3 separate regions of the Homo sapiens genome follow, and all the other regions are linked to region 3. The links are chromatin contacts, found by Hi-C or POLR2A ChIA-PET in ENCODE. All regions are on one chromosome and are shown on one strand. The core of a region is the stretch at or near the end of the contact, and the rest is flanking DNA. Distances in the headings are between cores, read along the strand shown.

Region 1 (4,955 bases), core at 436-2,935, 290 kb after region 3:
AGAGGAGTGACATGATGGAAAGTGGGATTTAGGAAGGTAGATCAGGTGGGAATAGAAAATTGGAGTGCTATGAAGTTGGGAGAACTGCAGGCAGAAAGACTAGTAGGATGAGTATAGGGCCAAGCTAGAGAAATGAAATGGCAGATGGAGAATCTTAACATGGCTTTAACTACCTTGGTGAACTAGGAATCAAGGTAATTCACTAGAGGTGAGTAAGAGGAAGATAAAGTTGAGGGGTGGATGGGGAGGAGAACTTCAGTGTACTCTCCTGAGGTCAGGTGGCATCATATTGTTTCTTGCTGGGCCTGGCTGTGTCTAGGTCTTCTGCTCTCCATCAGTACGAAATCTAGGGCAACTGCAGAATTTCTCGTTTCATGATTAGTTTGTGTATTATATGCAAATTGCCAAAAGACTGATCAGATATTTACATGGTCTATTCAATTTGGATTTTGTTAACTAAATGCTGTGAATTTTTTTAATTAATTTTTTTTTTGAGACAGAGTCTCGCTCTGTTGCCCAGGCTGGAGTGCAGTGGCACAACCTCGGTTCACTGCAAACTCCGCCTCTTGGGTTCAAGCAATTCTCTTGCCTCAGCCTCCCAAGTAGCTGGGATTACAAGCATGTGCCACCACGCCTGGCTAATTTTTGTATTTTTAGTAGGAACGAGGTTTCTCACCATGTTGGTCAGGCTGGTCTTGGACTCCTGACCTCAAGTGATCTGCTCACCTCAGCTTCCCAAAGTGCTGGGATTACAGGAGTGAGCCACAGCAAATTAAAATTAAAATTAATTTGTTAATTTTTGTTAATTAAAACTACTATCACAGAAACTGTTATTTACAGCACTTTTAATGAACAAACAGATAAGCCCTGTGGTTACATAGCAATTGACTTTTCTTCTGGCTGTGAAGCCAGAGTAACCACAGAAGAGTCATTTAGTCATGACTTTTGTCTAGATTTTGCTGTTCATGAGAAGGCAGAAGTGGGCTGAACAAGCCATATATTCATTCTGGACTTGAAATGCAGAAGTGTGTGCTCAGTTAGTTTAATTAAAAAATTTCTCAGTTAACATTTAAAAATATTTTTGAATATTTTAAAAATTTTAAGTACTTTATACACTGGCCAGTTATTGAATGCTTGAATGTTTGTTGAAGTTCCCTGTGTTCAAGACTGTTTGCTTCCCTAGAGGAGAAAATAATTAATGTTCTAAAACACAGCATGAACATATTTTATATGTTGAGATAGATAGGCAGCAATAAACTATAAACTAGATGAGATAGTATATCTACACAGCCTCTGAGTTGAGAAAAATTAAAGAATCCTTAAGTTAAACACACACACATGTGCACGCACACACACACACACACATACCCAGAAACACAGAAATGGGTCCCATAAGGAAAAAGGTAATTTATTGTACATGATGCTGTAGTTTCTAGAGACTTAGAGTGTTGTCTGGCTAGCGACTAAAGTAAGAGTCTGGTTTTGACTCCTAGTTGAGCACAGGTGCCAAGGTGGGTCATTTTTCAAAGGGTGGTGTTCTCATAGTGGTACCCTTTTTGTCTCTAGTGTTGAAGTGGTGATGTTGATGCTTCTGAGGAGATAGTATTTTCTCCCAGCCCCGACAACTGCGCTTGCAGAGATCAAGCCTGACCCAGAGATAGTGTCTCACAGCTTTTTGGCTGTATTCATTGGTAAAGAGTCAGTTGCTTGTCATCAGTAATAACAAGTTTCAGTTTCATCACAGGAAAATGTGAGCCAGGAAGGGCATTTAGAAATCAACCAAAGTTGGCTGGGTGTGGTCGCTCATGCCTGTAATCCCAGTGCTTTGGGAGGCCAAGGTGGGATGATTGCCTGAGCTTAGGAGTTTGAGACCATACTGGGTAACATAGTGAGACTGACTACAAAAAAAAAAAAAAAAAAAAAAGGTGAGAGAGAGAAATCAACCAAAGGCCTGTGGGAGACTGACCATTGTCATAGGTGGAAGGCTAAACAGGGTTGTGGGAGTTTCAGAAATGGGGGAGCATTGTAGTTTGAAGTGATGGAGGAGGGCCAAACAGAAAAATAAAAAATCACCTCAGCAGGGAAGCGTGAAGTACAATAAACATATGGATGAAAACAGAACAAGACATGAAAACTTATTTAGTTTTTAAATTTCTGCACACAGGAGAAAGTACGTGCTATGAGTTGGCTCCTTTCACCATACCAAGATGCCTATGCTAGAAGCTTTGAGTGCTGCTTAAAATATTGCTACAAGGTCATGCAGCCTCTGAAGGAGCTTCTTAAGCTGGCCCTAAGTATTATGTTACTATCTTTCTATGCTTTCTTTTTTCCCTGGAGAATAGGTTTAGTTTATGATCCCAACTCCTACTTCTCTGTAGATAATGCTTGCCTCTATTTCTCCAGCCCCCAATTTTCACCTGCGTTCAAACACTATTTTTAGCTGCCTTCTTAGATGCCTTCATTATTATGAACTCATTCAGAAATCATTGTGTCCAAGCCTGAATTTATCTTCCTTTAAAACCTCCCTAAGTTTCTCCCAGTTTTATCTGTGTAATACTGAAATAGTTTAAGTCCCTAAAAACATTCATTACCTCATCCTATACAATTTCCTTGAAATAGTTCTTTACTTACTTTGTTTTATCTTCCTTCCCCTTTTTACTGTCACCTTTAAAACCTCACATTCTCAAGTAATAACCTCTTACCTTATCTTCCTACTGCTAGATAGAGACTCTCCAAACATTATTTCTACTATGAAACCATTTATTGCTTTCCATAGCCTAAAGGGGAGACCATGGATCCTGAGTGGCCTACAGAGAGGTAGGCTCGATAAGAAGGAGATGGAGCGTGTTATAAAGGCGTCTGTCACCACACACATATGGATTTCTCAAGTTTCATATTGAGCTGGCTCAGTGCTCCATCAAAGTTGGAGGCAATGATTGAAGTCAGAGACCTGGTGCAAATTTAGAGACTTGGTGCAACCCAGTCAGAGACCTGGGTTAAGCAGCCTGGTACAAATTTCGGATAAATACGTGGTCTCTGTTGTACTTATCACACATGAAATGGGAAGGTGAGGAGTAAAAATGGGATTATGCCACTGCAGGGTGGATTTGAATTAGACAAAGGAGAGACAGCTGAAGAGATACAGGGCTGTGAGAACATGTATAAGTTAGTTTTTCCATTCCTTAAACCCACACTAAGGCCTTTCCTGACAGGCATTTCTCCCTTCCTTGATTTATTTTTCTCCATACCAGTTATTCCTACCTGACACATTCTATATTTTTCTTTTGTTTTGTCTCCCCCCAAGTAGAATGAAAGCTCCATCAAGGCAGGAATTTTGTCTGTTTTGTTCACTGCTGTCTCCCCAGTTCCCAGAACCATAACTGGCACAAGGCATATGCTCAATATTTATGTAAATATTTATAAATATTTGTTGAACAAATGAATGGATACACTCTCTAGCATGACATCTTATTTATTTATTGGTAAGTCTGATCACTTCTACCCTCAAACATGTTAAATTTATTTCTTTTCTAAAGAATTCCTTGTAGAATTTTCTACTTTCTCCTCAGCTATCCAAATTCCATCCTATTTTGGGTTCTGGTCAGGCTGCATTATTACTGGGAAGCTTTACCTGATGGAAAGCGGGAAACCTGAAAACATCCCAGGGCACAGTAATCACAAGTCTCTCAGCATCCTGGAGACTCTTGCTTTTTGTATCATTTGTCTTTGGAATTATCACATCCTCAGAGGCTGGTGTGCATTGCTTTTCACTGCCTTCTTCTGATGCTAATCACACCTTTTCTGAACTTGATCTTCTCTTACTTTCAGTGTTATACTCCCACAGGTGTTGGCTTTAGGCATGTGCATTTTTGCTCATTCATGCATTATTTAATTATTTAATACACACTCCTCTAAACACTGTGGGAGACAGAAATAAATTAGGCCCAATACAAGCCCTTAAGGAAATCATAGTCTAGTTTGATCCAGAGTATTAACTAATTAAGTTTTAAACTCCTTGAAGGTGGAGGCATTTAAAAATATATTTGTGTGTGTGTGTGTGTGTGTTTGTGTGTGTTTCCACCATGCCTCCAATAATGCTAGGTACTTAGAGAGCTCAATAAATGTACCAAATGATGGAAGAACCTTAGAATTAGCTGGAATTTAGACTATTCTAATCTAACCACCCCACTGTATGGGTGAAGATATAAAAGGAGTGGTTTGTTTATTACTTGCCTGCCAGATAGCTAACCAAATAACTATGGGAGGGTCTGGGTTGAGAGAAACCAGGGTCCTAAACTACCAGGTCAAATACATTATTGCTAAATCTCTATACCATTGTCAGAAACATGCTACAGAAAACCAGGCTGGTTTATGTAAAAATAATTGTGTTAGTACTGATTAAAATTCTAAAGGGCTAGTATTAATAAAATGAAATATCTTGGGTAAAAGTGCTTAATATTCCTTGGATGCTCTGTTTCTTTAGAATTAGAGAGTACAATGGGAGTAAATGCATCAAAACAATGTAAAATTCTTTGTGATCACCAGGGTGTGACCCTGCCTCTGGTAACGTACACAGCAGTTACTTCTGGAACCATTGCTTGAGATATCTAGAAACACTCTGGTGGCCCTACCTTGGCTATTCCTGGCTATGACTCTCTGCTCCAATCTCCTGCCTTATCCTCTTTACTTCTAATTAGTTAGTAGACATCCTTGGGAAGTAAGAAACTAGAGCTTCAGGGGACCCAGCTTCCTGGCTCCTCCTGTGCCGTCTTTAGAATACTGTGGCAGAAACCCCAATGATCTTGGAAATTTGGGTTTGCATATTTAATCTCTCTTCTGGATCTATGATCTTCATTCTCAGCAAGGATCAGCCCTCGCTCACTCTATGTATTTTTTCAAATTCCTGGTGGTGTGCCAGTTGGTACATGAAGAAGGGAAGGTTTGGTGACAGAGAG
Region 2 (4,960 bases), core at 404-2,903, 360 kb after region 3:
GACTTTATAAAGTATTAGCAATTGTCAAACTCCCCAACTACACTAAGAGTTTCTGGAGGACAGGGGTTGTTCCTGTAAATCTCTCCTGGCATTGTGCAGGGTTCAGAGAAACACATTCAATAAATACATGTTTGGTGCCTGCTATGTACAAGTCACTCATCCTGGGAGTCACTGGGGATATGGCAGTGAACAAAATAAACAAAAATCTCTGTTCTTAAGGACCTTAGAGTATAGTGGTAGAGACCTATTATAAATACAAGGTGTATATGAAATAGCTGATGAATACTATGAAAAAAAGCAGAAAAGAAGAGTAGTAAGTGGCAGGAGAGGGATGGTTGCAATTTCAAAAAGATTTAAGGAAGGCTCACTGAGTTGTGGCATTTGGCCAAAGACCCAAAGGAAGCAAGGGAGTGAGGCACACTGATGGCTTCTAGGGCAAAAGTGTTCTTGGTTGAGAGAACAGCAGTGCCAAAATCCTGAGGTGGGAGTGTGTCTGATGCATTGGAGAACAGAAAGAAGACAAGTGTGTTCAGTATAGAGTGGATGGGAGGGAGGAGAAAAGGTCAGGTACCTAACAGGGAGTCAGACTGCACAGGGTCTTTCAGCCATTGAAAGACCTTTGGTTTGGGAAGCCTTTAGGGAGGGGAGAGGGTAGAACAAAAGAAAGGCAGGATCTGGCCTACATTTATATGGGTCACTCTGGCCACTGTGTTGAGCATAGAGTTTGGGGGCAAAGTTCTGAAGGAAATCCTAAAAAGATATTTATTTGTTAATGGGAGTGGAGTTCATGATGTTTGGAGTTGAGAGTTGTATGAAGGGTGGGCAGGGTTGACAGCCTGCACAATATGGACTACACAGATTCCAAAGATGCCATGCCCATGGGCAAGCTGTTCATGGGTAACTCTGGTAATAAGGCCATGCTCTAGAAAGAGTACAACATGATGTCTGGTATGGGCTTGGGACCTGTGGGGCGGTACCTGCTGTCTGCTTTGGGGTTGAGGCAGTCAGTCCCTCAGAGGTCCTGTGCTACAGTTCGGATATTTGGCCCTCCAAGCTGCAGGTTGAAATCTGATCCCCAGTGTTGGAAGTGGGGCCTAATGAGACATGTTTGGGTCATGGAGGTGGATCCCTTACGAATGGTTTGGTGCTGTCCTCTCCGTAATGAGTGAGTTCCCTTCTCACTCTAGTAGTTCTCTGGAGAGCTGATTATTAAAAAGAGTCTGGCACCTCCTCTTCTCTCTCTCTTGCTTCCTCTTACCATGTATTCTGCCTGTGCCAGCTCCCTTTCCCTTTCTGCCATGAGTAGAGGCAGCTTGAGGCCCTCACCAGGTGCAGACGCTGGCTCCATGCTTCTTGTACAGTTTACAGAATTGTGAGCCAAGTAAACCGGTTTTCTTTATAAATTATCCAGCCTCAGGTATTCCTCTATAGCAAAACAAATGGACTAAGACCCCCCTGTGATTGGAGCAACTTGTTGAGGCTAGCTAGTAAAGGGGACAACTGCCCACGGAGGAGTTCTTTCTTCCTGAGTGAATGGGTCAGACTCGTTTTTAAAAAATTTCTGTGGTGCTCATGTCTGAGGGAATTTGAGCAAAATGTCATGGGCAGCAGACCACAGCTGGGTGGTTCCCACTAGAGAAATTCTACTTTATTCCTTCATTAGTACTAATGAAACTCACTCTGTGAAAGGAAATCACATGACGAGACCACAGCTGTTTCACCGAAAGTGCCACTAACTTGAGCTGTAAAGCTGTTCATAACCTTTAACCTGGAGCTGAGGCTTCAATAAAATAAGCCCCAAATAAACAACCAAAGAAGTAATTGCACAGACATGTTTCAAATTTAACACTGAGAATTTATAACCTAAAATGATCCAAGTGTTCAAGAAGAAAGTAATAGCTAAACAAATCACAAAAAAATATATATATAAAATAAGAAGATGGAATGCCACAGAGACATTAGAAATAAAATCTCTGGGGGTTCTTTTGGTGAAATGAAAAGTACCTAAGAGGGCCGGGCACGGTGACTCACGCCTGTAATCCCAGCACTTTGGGAGGCCGAGGCGAGTGGATCATGAGGTCAAGAGATCGAGACCATCCTGGCCAACACGGTGAAACCCGTCTCTACTAAAAATACAAAAATTAGCTGGACGTGGTGGCACATGCCTGTAGTCCCAGCTACTCAGGAGGCTGAGGCAGGAGAATCGCTTGAACTGGGAGGTGTAGGTTGCAGTGAGCGGAGATCACGCCACTGCACTCCACCCTGGTAACAGAGCCAGACTTCATCTCAAAAAAAAAAAAAAAAAAGTACATGAGATTATTTAGGTGAATAATGTAAAACAAAAAATTGAATGTTTGTATAATTATACCTATTATCTCAAATATGTGTACTCACTGGCAGATGGATTTAGAGAAATAGAGTTTATAAATGAATTTGGAGAAATAAAAATTGAGCTTAAACTCACGGGTTGTTTTATGTAAAGTGATTAGATTGTAAACATAAATATAAAAAATAAAGTCTTCAGAGGAGATGGGGGAGGTAGGCAGCTTCAGTGCAGAATAAGGCTGCTGACTCTCCGTCCTTATACACTACTTAGACTGTTAGTACTCTTCAGTAAAGTGTATTTATCTTTATTACTTTTCAAATAGAACAAGTTTACCTTTTATTATGAAAATAATGTATTATTATTATTTTAATTCAAAGAGTACAGGAACACTTAAAAGAGAAAGTACAACTAACCATGAATCTTACCATCTATGGTGATTCATATTTTAAATATCAGAAAAAAGGCACCTATGCCTCATCTTCCTCATTAATATGGCCTATTCACTATGTGCTGAGAAGACTAAGGAAGAAGCAGATAAGGCGAGAGCCCTTGATTATTAGCCTTGAAAGCCCACCAGAATAGGAGGGAATATTCCCAGGTTGCTGTGTACTTGGTCACTGATGACTCATCTCTGTCCCAAAGGCCATGTGCAGCTCTGTCAGCTCTATGAACAGCCCTACCACTGGATTTCAGAATGAAAGATTAGAAAGCCACCTTTGTGTGCCTTCTTTGTAAGCAAACTTATATATTTACATTGTGGAAAAGTGGTGCCAAGTTTAATGAGTTAAATTCCTCTGTTTAGTAAAGATAGTGACATATAAGAATATACTTTTTTTCCTCCAAGGGGCTCAATGAATGTGTAAAGTAAGTTTTTTGGGGGGCAGGGGATAATATTTAAAATATAGACCATCACAGCTGGTAGAATTTTACTTTCTCCTTTAAATATTACTGTACTGTTTGATTTTTTAAAAATGAGTGCATTATTTTTACAATGAAAGGTAAATTTGTCCTGTTTGAAAAAAATGCACCGAGTCAATATTTTTATTTTTCCTAAATTGACCCTTATAAATATTAATAGATCAGATCACATAAAATTAAAAATCTCTGTGACAACCTTCCCCAACCCAATAAACAATGTTTAAAGATTGATGACAAACTGGGACTATCAATTATTATTTAAAATACATAAAATAATTTATAAATCACAAAGAATATAATGAAAAAAGGTCCAGAGATATTAATAGACACAAAAATTTGAATTGGCCATAGACATGAAAAAAAGCAAAACTTATTTGTGGTTACATAAATGCAAATTAAAAGCAATTAGCTACTAGTTTTTATCTTTTAGAGTGGGAAATATTAATTACTCTTAGTCATTGTTGGCTATAAAGACTATAGGCGTTCTCATACATGTTTGTGAGAATTTCAATTGGTGCAACTTATTTAAAGGAAATATCTATTTAAGTTTTAAATGGGAATATCCTTTGACCCTCATATTGTACTTCTAAGGTATTTCCAACAATGTAACTGTAAAATTTTACACAGGTTTTATGATTAGATGGCTTATGGTAGAATTGCTTTGTTACATGGCCATTGAACATGGCATTGGGAGTTAGAAAATTGAATGCCTCTGGGGTCCAGATTTAAGGAAGACTAGAAAGTGGTGGGGCATTATGAGAACTTGAAGCCCACAGGCTGTGCTATCTCAGCTCAGTGTATTGCCCTACACCCTTCAGTTTTCAAGATAAGGCCTTTTACATAATCTTTCCACATTTAAAAATGTGGGCCCTTTAGTCTAAACTTTTAAAATACCATCTAGACCACCACAGTATCTAGATTTTGGCCAACTTTTTCAATCCTTGGTGTATATCTATCTTCTCATATATTTTTACTTCTAAAATGTGTGCAAAAATGGGCACAGAAGGGTGAAAATAACATATATATATAATGTTTAAAAAATAATAAAAGAAATTCCAGTCATGTTACTACTACTCACCTTGACAAATAGAACATTAACCAAACTTTTGTGTCTTACTACAATTATATTTGATTTGTTTCTCTTAAGAGGTAATCACTCCCTTTAATTTTGCTTTTATGTCTTGTTTTTCTTTATATTGTTAGCAATGATATCTCTACATTGGATTTTGCTTAGTTTTTACTGGTATTAAACTTGTAAAAAGAAATCAGGCTGTAATGTATTCTGAGACTTTTTGAGATTCATCCATGTTTTTGTCTAAATAGTTTATACTTTTAGATTTAGTATAATGTGCTAAAGTTTAATATGCATGCCATATTAAATTATTTTAGAGCATTAAGAAAAAGGGTGTTTGTGGGGGCGCTGTCAGCCCAGCTGGTTTTCTGTCCCCTATACTGCTTTTGCCATGGTAGGGTCACTGGGCTAAGGTGAGGGCACAGGCCCTGTGCTGCGAGCCCTTCAGAAGCATGTTGGTGATTGGTCCTGGGATGAGTGGCATCCTTTCTGATGATCGGGCTATGAGGTACTGCTACTGTCTCTTCAGAGACCCCCATAATGCTGCTTGCCTGCCACCAAGGCCACCCATCCCTCCTTAACCCCAAACTCTGGGTTCTCTTCCCTGCAGCAGGGACACTGGGGCTTCCCTCCTGTTCCACTTA
Region 3 (4,344 bases), core at 1,274-3,773:
AATAGTGCGGTGATATTACAAAACAATGAATTCGGAACTATTATAGATTGGGCACCTCGAGGTCAATTCTACCACAATTGCTCAGGACAAACTCAGTCGTGTCCAAGTGCACAAGTGAGTCCAGCTGTTGATAGCGACTTAACAGAAAGTCTAGACAAACATAAGCATAAAAAATTACAGTCTTTCTACCCTTGGGAATGGGGAGAAAAAGGAATCTCTACCCCAAGACCAGAAATAATAAGTCCTGTTTCTGGTCCTGAACATCCAGAATTATGGAGGCTTTGGCCTGACACCACATTAGAATTTGGTCTGGAAATCAAACTTTAGAAACAAGAGATCGTAAGCCATTTTATACTATCGACCTAAATTCCAGTCTAACGGTTCCTTTACAAAGTTGCGTAAAGCCCTCTTATATGCTAGTTGTAGGAAATATAGTTATTAAACCAGACTCCCAAACTATAACCTGTGAAAATTGTAGATTGTTTACTTGCATTGATTCAACTTTTAATTGGCGGCACCGTATTCTGCTGGTGAGAGCAAGAGAGGGCGTGTGGATCTCTGTGTCCGTGGACTGACCGTGGGAGGCCTCGCCATCCATCCATATTTTGACTGAAGTATTAAAAGGCATTTTAAATAGATCCAAAAGATTCATTTTTACCTTAATTGCAGTGATTATGGGATTAATTGCAGTCACAGCTACGGCTGCTGTGGCAGGAGTTGCATTGCACTCTTCTGTTCAGTCGGTAAACTTTGTTAATGATTGGCAAAAGAATTCTACAAGATTGTGGAATTCACAATCTAGTATTGATCAAAAATTGGCAAATCAAATTAATGATCTTAGACAAACTGTCATTTGGATGGGAGACAGACTCATGAGCTTAGAACATTGTTTCCAGTTACAGTGTGACTGGAATACGTCAGATTTTTGTATTACACCCCAAATTTATAATGAGTCTGAGCATCACTGGGACATGGTTAGACGCCATCTACAGGGAAGAGAAGATAATCTCACTTTAGACATTTCCAAATTAAAATAACAAATTTTCGAAGCATCAAAAGCCCATTTAAATTTGATGCCAGGAACTGAGGCAATTGCAGGAGTTGCTGATGGCCTCGCAAATCTTAACCCTGTCACTTGGGTTAAGACCATCGGAAGTACTATGATTATAAATCTCATATTAATCCTTGTGTGCCTGTTTTGTCTGTTGTTAGTCTGCAGGTGTACCCAACAGCTCCGAAGAGACAGCGACCATCGAGAACGGGCCATGATGACGATGGCGGTTTTGTCGAAAAGAAAAGGGGGAAATGTGGGGAAAAGCAAGAGAGATCAGATTGTTACTGTGTCTGTGTAGAAAGAAGTAGACATAGGAGACTCCATTTTGTTCTGTACTAAGAAAAATTCTTCTGCCTTGAGATTCTGTTAATCTATGACCTTACCCCCAACCCCGTGCTCTCTGAAACAGGTGCTGTGTCAAACTCAGGGTTAAATGGATTAAGGGTTGTGCAAGATGTGCTTTGTTAAACAAATGCTTGAAGGCAGCATGCTCCTTAAGAGTCATCACCACTCCCTAATCTCAAGTACCCAGGGACACAAAAACTGCGGAAGGCCGCAGGGACCTCTGCCTAGGAAAGCCAGGTATTGTCCAAGGTTTCTCCCCATGTGATAGTCTGAAATATGGCCTCATGGGAAGGGAAAGACCTGACCGTCCCCCAGCCCGACACCCGTAAAGGGTCTGTGCTGAGGAGGATTAGTATAAGAGGAAGGCATTCCTCTTGCAGTTGAGACAAGAGGAAGGCATCTGTCTCCTGCCCGTCCCTGGGCAATGGAATGTCTCGGTATAAAACCCGATTGTACGTTCCATCTACTGAGATAGGAAGAAAACGCCTTAGGGCTGGAGGTGGGACATGCAGGCAGCAATACTGCTTTGTAAAGCATTGAGATGTTTATGTGTATGCATATCTAAAAGCACAGCACTTGATTCTTTACCTTGTCTATGATGCAAAGACCTTTGTTCACGTGTTTGTCTGCTGACCCTCTCCCCACTATTGTCTTGTGACCATGACACATCCCCCTCTCAGAGAAACACCCACGAATGATCAATAAATACTAAGGGAACTCAGAGACGGCGCGGATCCTCCATATGCTGAACGCTGGTTCCCTGGGTCCCCTTATTTCTTTCTCTATACTTTGTCTCTGTGTCTTTTTCTTTTCCAAGTCTCTCATTCCACCTTAAGAGAAACACTCACAGGTGTGGAGGGGCAACCCATCCCTTCAGAGGTGGGTGGATCACCTGAGGTCAGGAGTTCAAGACAAGCCTGGCCAACATGGTGAAACCCCATCTCTACTAAAAATACAAAATTAGCCAGGTGTGGTGGCAGGTGTCTGTAGTCCCAGCTACTTGGGAGGCTGACGAGAATCGCTTGAACCTGGGAGGGGGAGGTTTCAGTGAGCCGAGATTGCACCACTGCACTCCAGCCTGGGGGACAGAGTGAAACTCTGTCTCAAAAAAACAACAAAAAACCCCACCTATAGACAGGACTAGCTACATAAATAACTTGCAGGGCTCAGTGTAAAATGAAAGTGTGAGGTCCCTTTTTCAAAGACGTAGAAGGCCGGGTGCGGTGGCTCATGCCTGTAATCCCAGCACTTTGGGAGGCTGAGGCAGGCAGGTTATGAGGTCAGGAGTTCGAGACAGCCTGACCAATATGGTGAAACCCCATCTCTACTAAAAATACAAAAATTAGCTGGGTGTGGTAGCGGGCGCCTGTAGTCCCAGCTACTCAGGAGGCTGAGGCAGAAGAATTACTTGAACCCAGGAGACGGAGGTTGCAGTGAGCTGAGATCGTGCCACTGCACTCTCCAGCCTCCTCGGTGACAGAGCGAGACTCTGTCTCAAAAAAAAAAAAAAAAACAGAAAAAGGTGCTATTAAAGATACCAAAATATAAGGCACTTTCCTTTATTCTGCAATCTGTCTCTCCACTTTTCATAGTATTTTTTCATTTGTTATTTAACATCATGTTTTGTCAGGTGAGGACATTTACTCAGCCAGTGCAGCACTCACTGGTATCCAGGGGCCATAGGTGATTTGACGCACCCACATGGCCCACCAGCTGTTGAGTTCCACCTCCAGCCAGCCACTGGACCAACATGCAGTGCCCTGGCTGGGGGCAGGAAAGTCTAACAAACCATTTCATTCCACTGTCCTCCTGGCCAAACCCACAGAGGACAGGTAAACCCCCTTGTATGTGTTTTGTACTTGGATCTGGGGTGGGCATCAAGTCACTTGCAGAATGTATGATGGTGCTGCCAGCTTGGGGGAAGGAGGAGGGCAGCAGTAGTATTGGAGGGGAGGGGAAAGATAGGCCATTGTCAGGGAACTGCAGACTCAGCCCGTGGAGGCAGCTGGGGAAGCAGCAGAAAGCGGTACTGCACGTTAGCTGAGACACCAAGCCCTAGGCACATGCTCTATTATTCTCTTGTACTACTTCACTGATAAAACACAAAATTAAAGATAGAATTAGACTTTCAAGACAGCAACAGCAGAAAATTAAACCCCAAGTATGGGACCCTCCTTAGCACAGTGCCGTATGCAACTGCACTGGTCACACAACTTGAAGCTGGCTCTGCCTTTAGATTACAAGAAATTTGGGCAGGGTGTGGCAGTTCATGCCTGTAATCCCAGCACTTTGGGAGGACAAAGCCAGAGGATAGCTTGAGGCCAGGAATTTGAGACCAGACTGGTCAACCTAGAGAGACTCTGTTTCTACAAAATCTAAAAAAAAAATTAGCTGGGCATGGTGGTGCATGCCTGCAGTCTCAGCTACTTGGGAGGCTGAGGTGGGAGGATCGCTTGATCTCAGGAGTTTGAGGCTGCAGTGACACGTGATTGTACCACTGCACTCCAGCCTGGGTGACAGAGCAAGATCCTGTCTCAGAAAAAAAAAAGAAAAAATTTTAGTGACTTTGTTAACCAGTTACAATGTATGGATTTCATTTAAGCCCTGCTTAAATGGACCTGGGGTAATTAGAGTACTTATTGGATTTTTGTTATTAAGATTTACTGTTAATTTTTTAGGTTTTATGATTGTACTGTGGTTATTTTTTAGTTATTTTTTCAAAGTACATACTAAATATATTTACAGATGAAAGAACATGTCTGAGTCAGGCATGATGGCTCACGCTTGTAATGTCAGCACTTTGGGAGGCTGAGGTGGCTGGATCACTTCAGGTCAGGAGTCTGAGACCAGCCTGACCAACATGGTGAATCCCTGTCTCTACTAAAAAAATACAAAATCAGCCAGGTGTGATGGTGCATATCTGTAATCCCAGCTACTTGGGAGGC

The links. Hi-C counts contacts between places; a loop is a spot of excess contacts on that map. ChIA-PET counts read pairs that join two places held with the same protein, here RNA polymerase II (POLR2A). Pooled maps may share reads with other maps.
Region 1: a pooled map shows a loop between it and region 3 (2.7-fold over the local background). The contact joins two enhancer-like sites. A Hi-C loop is called at or near these places in 1 of 168 maps with a recorded cell type or tissue (OCI-LY7), 1 of 37 single-sample maps with no recorded cell type and 3 of 50 pooled maps. POLR2A ChIA-PET finds 5 or more read pairs at or near these places in 2 of 52 experiments (A549 and MCF 10A).
Region 2: a loop to region 3 is called in a pooled map, with 5 times the contacts of the local background. The contact joins two enhancer-like sites. A Hi-C loop is called at or near these places in 3 of 37 single-sample maps with no recorded cell type and 2 of 50 pooled maps.

Annotation. Positions count from the first base shown.
Region 1 is chr3:101,987,131-101,992,085 of GRCh38, forward strand. All of the region lies in intron 2 of RDUR (RIG-I dependent antiviral response regulator RNA), which reads left to right. Among named protein-coding and RNA genes, the nearest start is that of RDUR, 49 kb to the left of the region's middle. RefSeq lists an enhancer at 780-829. Within about 2 kb of position 1,686, at least 3 of the 41 ENCODE cell types and tissues checked have a DNase peak (open chromatin) inside an H3K27ac peak, as active enhancers do.
Region 2 is chr3:102,058,063-102,063,022 of GRCh38, forward strand. No RefSeq gene overlaps it. Among named protein-coding and RNA genes, the nearest start is that of RDUR, 120 kb to the left of the region's middle. Within about 2 kb of position 1,654, at least 3 of the 41 ENCODE cell types and tissues checked have a DNase peak (open chromatin) inside an H3K27ac peak, as active enhancers do.
Region 3 is chr3:101,698,741-101,703,084 of GRCh38, forward strand. LOC124906262 (endogenous retrovirus group K member 5 Gag polyprotein) reads left to right here. Exons shown (of 3, transcript XM_047449415.1): 3 at 1-4,344. Among named protein-coding and RNA genes, the nearest start is that of RPL24, 14 kb to the left of the region's middle. RefSeq lists enhancers at 759-1,518, 2,279-3,038, 3,039-3,797, 3,861-4,344. Within about 2 kb of position 2,524, at least 3 of the 41 ENCODE cell types and tissues checked have a DNase peak (open chromatin) inside an H3K27ac peak, as active enhancers do.